Regions from separate parts of the Homo sapiens genome. Here region 2 is linked to region 1. A link is a contact called in ENCODE Hi-C or POLR2A ChIA-PET data. All regions are on one chromosome and are shown on one strand. Each heading gives the region's core, a stretch centred on a gene start or an enhancer-like site at or near the end of the contact. The rest is flanking DNA. Distances are from core to core; before and after follow the strand shown.

Evidence for each region. Hi-C counts contacts between places; a loop is a spot of excess contacts on that map. ChIA-PET counts read pairs that join two places held with the same protein, here RNA polymerase II (POLR2A). Pooled maps may share reads with other maps.
Region 2: a map of PC-9 shows a loop between it and region 1 (7-fold over the local background). The contact joins two enhancer-like sites. A Hi-C loop is called at or near these places in 6 of 168 maps with a recorded cell type or tissue (Caco-2, HepG2, MCF 10A and 3 more) and 5 of 50 pooled maps. POLR2A ChIA-PET finds 5 or more read pairs at or near these places in 8 of 52 experiments (A549, B cell, BJ and 5 more).

The regions. Positions count from the first base shown.
Region 1 is chr15:51,903,753-51,909,611 of GRCh38, reverse strand. TMOD3 (tropomodulin 3) reads right to left here. Exons shown (of 10, transcript NM_014547.5): 10 at 1-836. The coding sequence ends at 802. It also overlaps the pseudogene RNU6-90P. Among named protein-coding and RNA genes, the nearest start is that of LEO1, 65 kb to the left of the region's middle. RefSeq lists an enhancer at 1,085-1,254. Within about 2 kb of position 2,016, at least 6 of the 41 ENCODE cell types and tissues checked have a DNase peak (open chromatin) inside an H3K27ac peak, as active enhancers do; they include PC-3 and PC-9, where a contact is called at or near this core.
Region 2 is chr15:51,842,447-51,848,542 of GRCh38, reverse strand. All of the region lies in intron 1 of TMOD3 (tropomodulin 3), which reads right to left. Among named protein-coding and RNA genes, the nearest start is that of TMOD3, 16 kb to the right of the region's middle. Within about 2 kb of position 1,927, at least 7 of the 41 ENCODE cell types and tissues checked have a DNase peak (open chromatin) inside an H3K27ac peak, as active enhancers do; they include PC-3 and PC-9, where a contact is called at or near this core.

The sequences.
Region 1 (5,859 bases), core at 767-3,266:
TTTTTTGGGGGGTGGGGAGGGAGGTGGTGAAAACAGCTTTTATTTTTTACTATTAGCTTCCACAAAAATTTAATAATGCCCACATTATTAAAATGAAACACTGGAATGAACTTCGACCTCACTATACTTTTAAATAAAGTATGTAACCTGGCAAAGCTGATGACTTTGTTTTAAGAAGACCTGGGTGTTGCTACGTCACATCAGACAAGTGCAGTAACCTGGAATGCACAGACGACCACCCTCTCTCCCTGGAGACCTGCTTTAGCTCCTACACAGATGACTAGATTTTGAGTTAACTGTTTTAACATTCTGGCATTTTGTTCTCTTGATAAAGAAAAATCACACCCTTGCCAAGTTCATGTATTTTAAAAAATGGAAAACTCTCCAGGTCACGGAGTGAAGAAAACACTTAAGTGTTTTATGTCTAAATGAAGCAATAACAATTCTGATACCAGCAACATCCCTTTTGATTTAAAAAAGATTGGTCCTCACAATGTTCAAATTATTCTACACAAATGACCTGTGAAATTTTTTACAGTTGTATTTTTTTGCCCAAGATTCATCATAAATCATTCAATTAAACTAAATTAAAATTGATTTTAGCAGAAAGTAGAAATGTTTCAGAATATAAAATATCACATTACTGATTTTACAATTTGATAACAACTAAAAAAAAAATGCATGTCACTAAAAAAATTTTTCCAGTCTTTTCCCTTCTACCCAGGAAAATTTTACATGATGTCACCAACATGAGCCCTTGGTGATCTTCTGAAGTCTTCCAAAGATTACACCTTTGCAGACTTACTGGTGATCTCCTTCAACTCGTCTCTTACGCACTATGAGAAAAATAAAAGAAACTATGTTAGAAATCCCTATTAGTTTTTACAATGGTAACTTGCTTATAACAAGCAAGTTTCTGCATAATCCAGTTATAAGTTTTACAAAATTGAAATGTCCATTTCCAGTTCACATGACCACTAATTAAAAAAAAAAAAAAAACAACCTACTTCCCATCATTCACCACTGTCATTTACTTGTTGAGAACCAAGGGGCTTCAACAAAAGAATTACATGCCCTAAGCTCAATGACTCATAGCTGTGCTTACACAGCAGCAGCACTAGAAATCTAAAACAGAATGGTCAGCAATCATCTACAAGTCATTTGTTTTTGTTTATTTTTAACTTTGTAATTTATTAATAAAACAGACATTAGGTCTCACTATCTTGCCTAGGCTGGTCTTGGACTCCTGAGCTCAAGTGATCTGCCCGCCTCAGCATCCCAAAGTGCTGGGATTACAGGTGTGAGCCACTGCGTCCAGCCCAAGTCATTTGTTTACTGAAAAAGTACATACTCAGGTTTTAAAAAACAGCTAATAAATTAGTGTGTTAAATTTTGAAGTGACATTCAGGCAGCTGGGGTTAGAACATATTAAAAGTAACTATTTGCATGCTCTCCTGATTAGACACTACAATGTATTTCCTTAGGCTGTAAAAGAATATACCAAAAACATTTTTGTCATTTTTATAGGTAAGTGATTTGCTACTGCTTTCTGAATTTTCCTTCTTTTGTCTCCTGTAATATAAACCAGTTCAGGGTCTGATAAAACAACAAATGCAAAGTAATGAAAATCTCAGACCCTGGTAATATGGTGTGGTCACTTCCGGCTACCATAAACTTTGGCTGCCTAAGTGGCCAGTCAACTAGCTCAGCTTTTACAGCAAAGAACGGTACATGTATGTATCTGAGACTACCAGCCTCTTCCTGGACTGGTGATGTCAAACTACTCAGGGGTGTTCTCTAGTAGCAGAACAAGGTCTTCAACTTCAGATCTTGCTACCTGCGCTCTCACCTATCAGCCACTAGAGAGCATTCACTGAGGGCCACCAATTCAGGGCTATCAGCATTGTGGCCGGCTCCTAGAGAGGACAAAAACCACAGGTTCCAGAGTTGATGACAAATAGAGTGAATCATGGCTCTGTCACTTCTGTAGTGTGTACTTTGGCCTAAATTGGCTGTTTGACAGAGGAACTAGAAGCCAACAGGTACACCTGGTGTCCTGGCCAGGCCATAGACACTCTGCTCTTGTGCTCTTCTGACTGCTGACTTCTGTTTGTCGGCCTTTAATAGATAAGACCATACGTTCAGATGACGTATATAAAATCTTGTTCAGCCATAGGCTGGGTGCTTGCTTGAAAATAAAACCAGAAGGACTAAAGTATCAGGTTCCCACGAACATTTTTATAACTATCTAATTAAGTTCGCCTGACTCTTAAGTTTATTTTATTTATTTTTTGCCAGAACTCAATAAAAATAGGGATTGCTTCATGAATGTCTGTGTCATCCTTGCAAGGGGCCATGCTCATCTTCTCTGTATCATTCCAATTTTAGTGTATGTGCTGTCAAAGCAAGCAACCGACTCTAATTTTAATCCATGCTAACAAAGACAAGTTTCATGTGTTCACTGAAGTATTAAGAAAAAAAATTAAATGGAGACTTGAGCCCTCAAATATCAAATCATGTATATAGATCTCTGAAAAATATAGAAATGTCTGAAAGGCAAACTTCAGATAATTCTTTTTTTTTTTTTTTTTGAGACGGAGTTTCGCTCTTGTTGCCCAGGCTGGAGTGCAATGGCGCGATCTCGGCTCACCGCAACCTCTACCACCCAGGTTCAAGCAATTCTCCTGCCTCAGCCTCCCGAGTAGCTGGGATTACAGGCATGCAACACCACACCTGGCTAATTTTGTACTTTTTAAAGTAGAGACGGGGTTTCTCCATGTTGAGGCTGGTCTCGAACTCCTGACCTCAGGTGATCCGCCTGCCTCAGCCTCCCAAAGTGCTGGGATTACAGGCGTGAGCCACTGCGCCCAGCCCAGATAATTCTTTAGGGTAGAACATTTCAACGAAAATTTTGAATTGCAGCAGGGTTTGGATGTTACTGGCATACCACTTCAGATGCTATAATGCATGTTATAGAAAAGATCTACAGGACAGAGTGCAGCAAACAAAAAAGGTCTAGAAAATGGAATATGCAGTTAACTAGTGTAAAGATAGTAATGTGAGACTCAAAGGTAAATAGAATATTGCATGTATACCATAGAACCTCTTTGCTGTTACAGCTGTGACACTTCTTAGCTGGAGAGATGGAGAGCAGGTAGAATTATTTCAATGAATAGCTGAGACTAAGAAAACAATGAGAGAGGGAACGATGTTATCAAAATCAGAACTCAAAGATCTGATAAAGCCCCATCTACAAGGTGAAAAAGAACTATATGCCCAGGAGATTCTGTACAAGTTTCAAGTCTTGTTCTTTGATTATCTCTTTTGAGTTAGTACATATCAGGCTGCTGAGACCAATATGTCAGAAAACATGGTCTTCAGGCTTTTCAATCTTTATCTATTAGGCAGAGGTCAGAGTATACAGCTGAAAAAAAGTTAAGCTGAGCAGAAGAATGAGAGGTTGCTGCCGCTGTGTGCACAACAGAGGACAATGGGGCAACGGGCCATTTCTGACCCCTCTTTCTCACCTGGTGCTCACTTGTTACCTTCCAGCAATTCCTCAGCTCATCCTCTAGATGGCAGGCTTATAAATTTTGCCCTATTAACAATTCTTTGGATCTGGTCCAATTTCTTTTTTTTTTTTTTTTTTTTTTTTTTTTTTGAGACGGAGTCTCGCTCTGTTGCCCAGGCCGGACTGCGGACTGCAGTGGCGCAATCTCGGCTCACTGCAAGCTCCGCTTCCCGGGTTCACGCCATTCTCCTGCCTCAGCCTCCCGAGTAGCTGGGACTACAGGCGCCCGCCACCGCGCCCAGCTAATTTTTTGTATTTTTAGTAGAGACGGGGTTTCACCTTGTTACCAAAACACACTCCACTGATATAAGTTGTCAATACGCCACCATTAGTTAATTGCGAATGTCCTAACTAACTTCATTTTCTAACTCTAATAGAGCAATAAGAGCAGTTTTTGTTTTTGAAGTATCTTAATCATGTATTCGGTGGCCTCTAATGGCTCTCTAATGCCTTCTGCATAAAATCCAAATAAATCAAAGTTCTTTAACCATGTAATTTCAGTGTATTCTACCAACACTCCCTCTTAAATTTATTTATATCACTTTTTTTTTTTTTAGACAAAGTCTCACTCTGTAGCCCAGGCTGGAGTACAGTGGTGCAATCTCGGCTCACTGCAACCTCCGCCTTCTGGGTTCAACCAATTCTCATGCCTCACCCTCCCGAGTAGCTAGGATTACAGGTACCTGCCACCACACCTGGCTAATTTTTGTATTTTTAGTTTCACCATGTTGGCCAGGCTGGTCTCAAACTCCTGACCTCAGGTGATCCACCCACCTTGGTCTCTCAAAGTGCTTGGATTACAGGCGTGAGCCACTGCACCCGGCCTCAATCTGCTGATACCACTTTTTAAATGTTAGCTTTAAACAACAAGTACTCATTGAAAGTTTATTCAGGAGCCAGCATCATGATATGAGTCAGTTCTTAAAATCCACAGGCTGCCATCAGCATATAAATAACTTGCTTGCTCTCAAATTTGAGCTTTTATCTGTAATTGCCCTATCCAGGAATGTGCTTATTGTCATTTCATGCATGAGACCCACGTTTGAAAATCTAGTTTGGATCAGAATGAAACAGTGTAACTGGGAGTCTAGAGAGTTCCCGGAACAAAGCTGCTTGCTTTCTCTCGCTTCTGCTTTGGGTCAGAACACAGCTTCTTCAACATGGTCTTCTCTTCCTCTATCACACACCACTGTGCACGGCTATTCAATTGCTCAGAGACAACATAAAGCAGCCTAGGAAGTGGTTTTCATTTGCACCCCCCACACCCCATCTTGCATTTGCCCAAATCTCCCTCACTCTAACACTGGACATTTCTTTTCTTACAGAAATGCAGGCAAAGTGTCTACCAAAACAGTCTTCACAAAAAAGCACAACTGCTGAAGCCTTGCAAAGGTCAGCGCCCCTGCCGTGACGTTTATAGACATTCACTGTACAGCTCCTGGAGGGACAGCTGCTGGAATCACCTGCCTCCTGGAGGGAGGTAAGTAACAGAGCTGGTTGGGGCTTGTTAAGGTAGTTTCCAAGGAGAGGAAAAATGGAGGATACTTCTGGCTTAGTTTATGGCTATTCAGGTACCAGAAAATTATAACTTTGAGAGAGTTCAAATTCTACCACTTATTTATTCACTTAATCCAGTTTTCTTAAGTACCTATTGTGTGTCAGGCATGGTTTTAAAAGAGTTGGGATTCAATAGTCGGACATGGCCCCTGCCAACAACATAGTCCCTGCCCTCAAAAAGCATATAGTCTTTGGAAGTAAGACTACTACATATAATTAGTTTTCTGAGTAAAAGGCAATTTAAAAAATGGGACAAATGCTGTGATAAGTAGAGGACATATGGGGCACACCTGCTTAAGATGTATAACAATGATGAACTCAGAAACTCAAATATCCACTCAATACTGGAGAAACAAGCCAGGGTTTCTGAGTGTGAAATGCCTACAACCCAAATCCCATCACAGACTAAATCAGAACTTCTAAGGAAACTCGCTCTGTCACTTTTCTGTAGTGTGTTTTTTGGCAAGTTAGTTAACTTCTTTGAGCCTCAGCTTATCCTGCATAACAGGAGAACAACAGTATCTGTAGCTCGTGGCTGTGTAGCGCACTAATGAGAACATAGTAAACATTCAATAGAGCACTTGGCTTCATTATCTATCAAAGTAGGGTTATGTGATGGTCGTGAGGCTCTGGTCAACCATCTTTTTGGGGTGAAGAAAGCCATTTTAAGCCAATAATCTATGTGTTTTTAAAGCTTTCCAATTATTTATGAAGTCCAGCTAGAACTTCTT
Region 2 (6,096 bases), core at 678-3,177, 61 kb after region 1:
AAAATTAATCTGGAAATAATGTAACAATAAGTTATCTCCGGCTGGAGATTTTAACATTCAAAACATCAAAATACTCTTCTATTTAATGTTAAGGTTGAGTTTCATCTCTGCTGGTTTGAAGAACATTCTCTTTGATGGAGAAGGCTAAGGTAAAGACAGTCATCTATGTATTCTTGGGATTGTTGAGGCTGAGTATGAATATCTGTCAGGGACAATGTGGCAGATTCCTCAAAGGCAAGGGAGTTTCAAGACTCTCATAAGGTCATTTCCTTTTTATAAGCTTATAATTCTAAATAACACTAATTATAAACAAAGAATATATTCAGTGTCTGTCTTAGCCCATTTAGGCTGCTATAACAAAATACCATAAACTAGGTAGCTTGTAAACCACAGCAATTTATTTCTCACAATTTCCAGAGGCTGAGAAGTCCAATAAGACACCAGCAGATTCAGAGTCAGGTGCGAGCCCACTTTCTGATTCACAGATGGAGCTGTGTCCTGAAATGATAGAAATGCAAGGCAGCTCTCTAGGGCCTCTTTTATAATGGCATGAATCCTACTCATGAAGGCTCTATCCTCACGACCTACTCACCTCTCAAAGGCCCCACCTCCTAATACCATCATATTGGTGATTAGGTTTCAGCATATGAATTTTAGGAAGGTACAGACATTCAAACCGTAGCAATACCCACCACGCTCAAAGCACTGTATTGGCACACATATTTACCTTCTAAAAAATGCCCATTTTATTTTAGTTGTATATAACGTATATTACTTTGATAGCAAATGGAGGAGGATAGAGATGGGGTCTTGCTTTGCCCAGACTGGTCTCTTGGCTTCAAGTGATCCTCCTGCTTCAGACCCTCAAAGTGCTGGAATTATAAACGTGAGCCACCATGCCTGTCTAAGACTTTTTTAAAGGAAATATACTGGATGCTAAATTTATCCTTTTGTTTGGTTCACTGATTCTTCTATATAATGAAGCTTAAAAGACAGTATTTTAATAATTTTTGTGGCGTTTTGGGGATGCTACGGTTTGTTGACTCAGATATTAGCACAGCTCAGTGAGATAGCTGCTTTGCACACAGTAGTTGAAAAAATAGTGGTTGATTATTCTGTGTAAAAGTCCCATGGAAACTAATCAACCTAAGTAGCCCTGTCTTTCCTGCCATTGCTACCAATGCCATCTTGCATTTTAAAAAATGAAATTTATAGATTGCAGAGAAAATAGTTTGAAATCTGAAGGCAGTGCAGAAAAACTTGTTAGGGCTAGAATAAAGAAGAGATGTAATTAGAAGCAGATCACGGAGGACTACCTTAAAGTAGAAAGTAGCCAGATTAGTTCTGTGATTATTACAAGAAAATACTTGACAGGTTATTCATACCACTTCAAAAACAATCTTTCAACAAGACCCTGCTGAGAGACTTCGTGGCTCTCTTGTAGGTGCCCCACTTCCTTTTCTGACGAATAGTAGCAAACCAGCTCCCAGTTCTGTCCCACCTCCCCTTTTTCTTCTTCTTAGTGGAGCTGCAGCATCAGAGACACAGGGCAAGGTCAAAGAGGAACCCACTCTGTGCATACCAAAGATGGATGCCAAAATAGCCACACCCTTAGCATACCCAGTTTCTCAGCACCAAATGTTTTTCAGTTTTTAATTTTTTGGTTTGTTTGTTTAATAGACTGGGTAGACTGGGAAATGTTTTTTCCCAGTTGTTGCAAACTCAAAATATCTTTAAAAAAAAGAAATGACATCATACGAACAAGTCTCTGATGGTAATAAGGTTACAGAGTTCTTTATCTCTGCTGGTTAACTGAAAAAGAGACTTCTACCAGTCCTACTGTGAACAAAACCAAATATGATATGAAGTGGCTTACAGGGAAAGATTTATCAATGCTCAGCCATCAATCAAAATGCTGAATCCATGCCAAGTGCATAATGGTGAGATTAATCTGAGAGTTTTCTTTCTCTCCCCCAAAGGGAAGTATCACCATGACTCATTTTTCCTCTTGCAAGAATTTTCTTAATCCACCAAGTTAGTAAGCATTGAAGAACACATAAAACCTAAAATAAACTAGGCCAGGTCTAAAAGAAATCATGCTGAGAGCAAGTTGAATGTTACGCAGTGAACAAAAGGTATTATTTTTCCTCAGTTTCAATCCTTCCAAATTTCCTGGGCTTCAAACTAGATTTGTTTTTTGTTTTGTTTTGTTTTGTTTTGTTTTGAGCCTGTTACCCAGGCTAAAGTGTAGTGGCATGAACATGGCTCATGGCAGCCTCAAACTCCCGGGCTCAAGCAATCCTCCCACTTCAGCCTCTCAAGTAGCTGGGACAATAGGTGCGTGCCACTATGTCTGGCTAATTTTTATTTTTGTATTTTTTTTTTTTTTGGTAGAAATGGGGTTTTACCATGTTGCCCAGGCTGGTCTCAAACTCCTGGGCTCAAGTAATCCATCTGCCTCTGCCTCCCAAAGTGCTGGGATAACAGGTGTGAGCCACTGCGCTCAGTCAGTAGTGTACTTTTAAATTTTAATGGAAAAATCTTCAGTCTTAAAAATAGATTTTTAAAAGTTTTTAATTTTAGCTAGATTATATAACTGAAGCTCCCTTTCTTTGCTAGAATAAGGAGAATTTTCTGTACCTTCTGACTCCTTGATTGATTACTCCGAAGTCCTTCTCCAAGCTCTATAACAAACTGTGACAAACCTATGTAATTAATAGGATTCAATTATCACCAGAGGAGGAAAAACAAACAAAACCCAGAGGAAACCAAAATTCTTTCCTTGTTTTATTTTTTGAGACAGAGTCTCCCACTATCACCCAGGCTGGAGTGATGACAGCTCACTGCAGCCTCGACCTTCTGGGCTCAAGCGATTCTCCCACCTCAGCTTACTGAGTAGCTGGGACAACAAGTGTGTGCCAACCATGCCCAGCTAATTTTTAAATTTTTTGTAGAGATGAGGTCTCACTATGTTGCCCAGGCTGGTCTAAAATCCTGAGCTCAAGCGATGTTCCCACCTCAGCCTCCCAAAGTACGGAATTACACATGTGAGCCACTGTGCCTGGCTGGAACCAAAATTCTTCAGGAGAAAAAGTCTAGCACTTAGTTAGCTCCCAGCATCAGACTGAGGGTGAGCGGATCTATGGACTTAGGGGTTCTGACTTTAATCTCTTCTTAGTTTCCTGGGCTAGATGAAGAATAGCTAAAATATAGTCCTGGTTCTGACAGGTGGCTCTTCCACGTCCATGACAAACACGGCAAATCAAACAGCCTTTTTTTCACTGAGCACAGATCCTCCCTCAGTCCTTAGGCAGCTACTACCAGTAGATGAGACTTGGCAAAGGTTGAAACCTAGTCATTTCATCCCTGAGCCTGATGGACTCAGGTCTCTTCTAATTCTAATTGTCTATGATTTTAAGGAAACACCATTTAACCCAATCTTGGGGGAAAAAAATACTGACTTGCCCTCATCACTGCCAAGGTGAACAATGTATAAGTAAAAAGGAAAAATATGAAAGCTGAATCATGCTAGATATGTACATACAAAAGCTGAAATACTGCAGGAAAGTGACTTGAAAAACAAGAACCAGATAGACTTAAAAAATGAACAAAGTAAATAATGAAGTCAAGCATGAGCCAATGTTGTTAAGTAGTAGAGGGGAAAAAAAAGTTAACAGTAGTATGACCGTATTAATAAATGCTTTCCTGAAAACTCACCAAATAAAGCAAACTTATACAGCTAATTTTCTATTTTCACATTGATTTCCATAATAAAGTTAGACATGTTTCCATGAAAACATGAATTCCCTACAAATCATAAATCATAGGAATTAATGCAAAAAAGATTCAATCACAAAATTAAATATAAATTCTGTCAATGTAGTAAGAATACTAAAGTAGCACATTCATTTCTGCCTTGGTCTTTATTTCCTTTCCTCTTATTAAAATAAATTTAACAGTATTTAACTACTGCCTCTCTTTAATTAAATTTTATAACCAAGACTCTCAAGAGGAGAACAGTACTGAAAGATATTAGAAAAAAGACTTCAGAATAAGAAAAAATAGGTTAGAAAAATTGACTTGGAATTTAGGAAAGAGGCCTTTGGGAAACAGGTTTCATAAAGGCTTTAACCGCAGAAGGTGATATTTTAAGGAGTTTCGGAGGGTTTTCCTCCCCCCATCATTCATTTACATCTATTCCTCAACTGTGACCCACTTTTTTCTAGTACCTCAAGAAAGTCTACTGGTTAACAAAAGACCTCCAAGGTCCTTCCAAATCTAAACAATCAACTTTTAAAAATAAGTGCTTGAGAATAACTCTGGAAGGATCCACAAGAACCAGAGATAAACTAGTTAGCTGAGAATACAAGGGAGAGGGTTCACTCAGTGTTTGCTATATATCCAGGAGGACCCCAGGAGTTTTGTACCATGTGCATTTATTGATTTTTTTTAATTTAAAGGACAATTCAATCATTTGTTGCAGTTTGATGCTGCATATGAAAAAATAACAAATATTATCCCTGACTTTAGAATTATGCATGCCACACTCAGGTAACAGCAAGAAGTGCTTTGGTAGAAAAAACAAAATAAGAACCATCGGCCATCATACAGTCATATTAGAATTTCAGAATGCTATTAAAAAAAAAAAACTAGCAATCTGCGAAACCAATAGCAAAGCTCATTTTAAGAAATATGTAATTATATATTCTCCCAAGTTCCACAGCTTTGGACCAAAGGCCCTATTTAATTGAAATCCTGAAACTGGGATTGAGGGCAGTTTTGGGGTATGTTTTCTCAAAACCTTTTCCCTAAGGAAACATCAAGAGAAACAACTTTCTAAAGTCCTATGCAGGCTCTTCAAAGCCCTATGTCTCTGAGCCCTGCCCCTTCCCAGGAAAGGTTCTAAGACCTAGAGAAACTTCTGGAACCTCATAAAAAGAGGAAGTAAAAAATACTGCTTTACTAAGCCCTCTGTCAGACCAGGCTCTAGACAAGCAAACTGACTCTAAGCTCCTGTTTTCCTGCTCTAACATCTGTATCTTGCCTACAGTCACCTAAAACACTGCTTTTAACATTTTACTCCTTTACTTAGAAATGTTTCTTGTTAGGTGTTTGTAGTTTGACAGTTTCTCGGGTGATTTTGATAAAACTCCCCTTCCTACTTGCTCTAAGAATCACTAGGAATCCTCTGCTTTAATCAGGCTAGATTCCTCAGGGCCTCACAGATATCCAAAGTTCATCTTCAGCTGGCCGCCTCATTTGTTTCCCACAATGATGTCACTCTTCTTAAACAATCCTTTTTACCCCAGGCCCGAATTTCACCTCTCTATCTTATCCACACGCTGCACAATTCAAAGACTAGCTGAAGTCTGTCCTCTCCAAAGCCTTTCTAGCTCTTCCAACTCTGACTACTCTTTTTCCTCCTCTCAAGATCAGCAGTGCTCCAGGTATGGCATACCATCTAGCCCCATTGCTCACCACTGAGTCATGAGTACGGTGCCCCAGCTGGTAAGAATGAATGCTCCTCAATGGACCATGCCTCACTCTTACATGGTGAAGGCATTTATATGCACCTTCAGAGACACAGCACACTTCTGACTTAGAGATACCACTGGTATTACTCTAATCAACGTCAGGGGCCTGGAGATACATCAAGCTTTATTATCATGATTAATTTTCAGATTGAAAGGGAGTAGTAGTTACAATAGGTTTTTCAAGAGGCACAAGGCCTAAAATTTGCATAATGTATTTTGTACTTCATGAGGGAGGTGGGGAATGTAATACCACTCAAAAAGAGATTTGGTAACTCCTGGAGTTAGGGTATAATTCTCATGAGGTGGGATAAAAGCACGAACTCAGTCAATAGTAGGGCAAAAGAGAGTCAATTCTTCAAGAAAATGACACTGCCCCACTACCTTGACCTTAGGCCCTAAATGTAGAAAACCTCATGCCTAATGAAGTACTATGATATTCAGAATGAATAGCTGAAAAATAACCAACAGACAGGGCACTTGTAAGTAACCACACAGCAGCCACAATCAACATCCACACAACCCACCATAAGCAATTTTTGGAACACAAAGAGAAAGGGCAAGA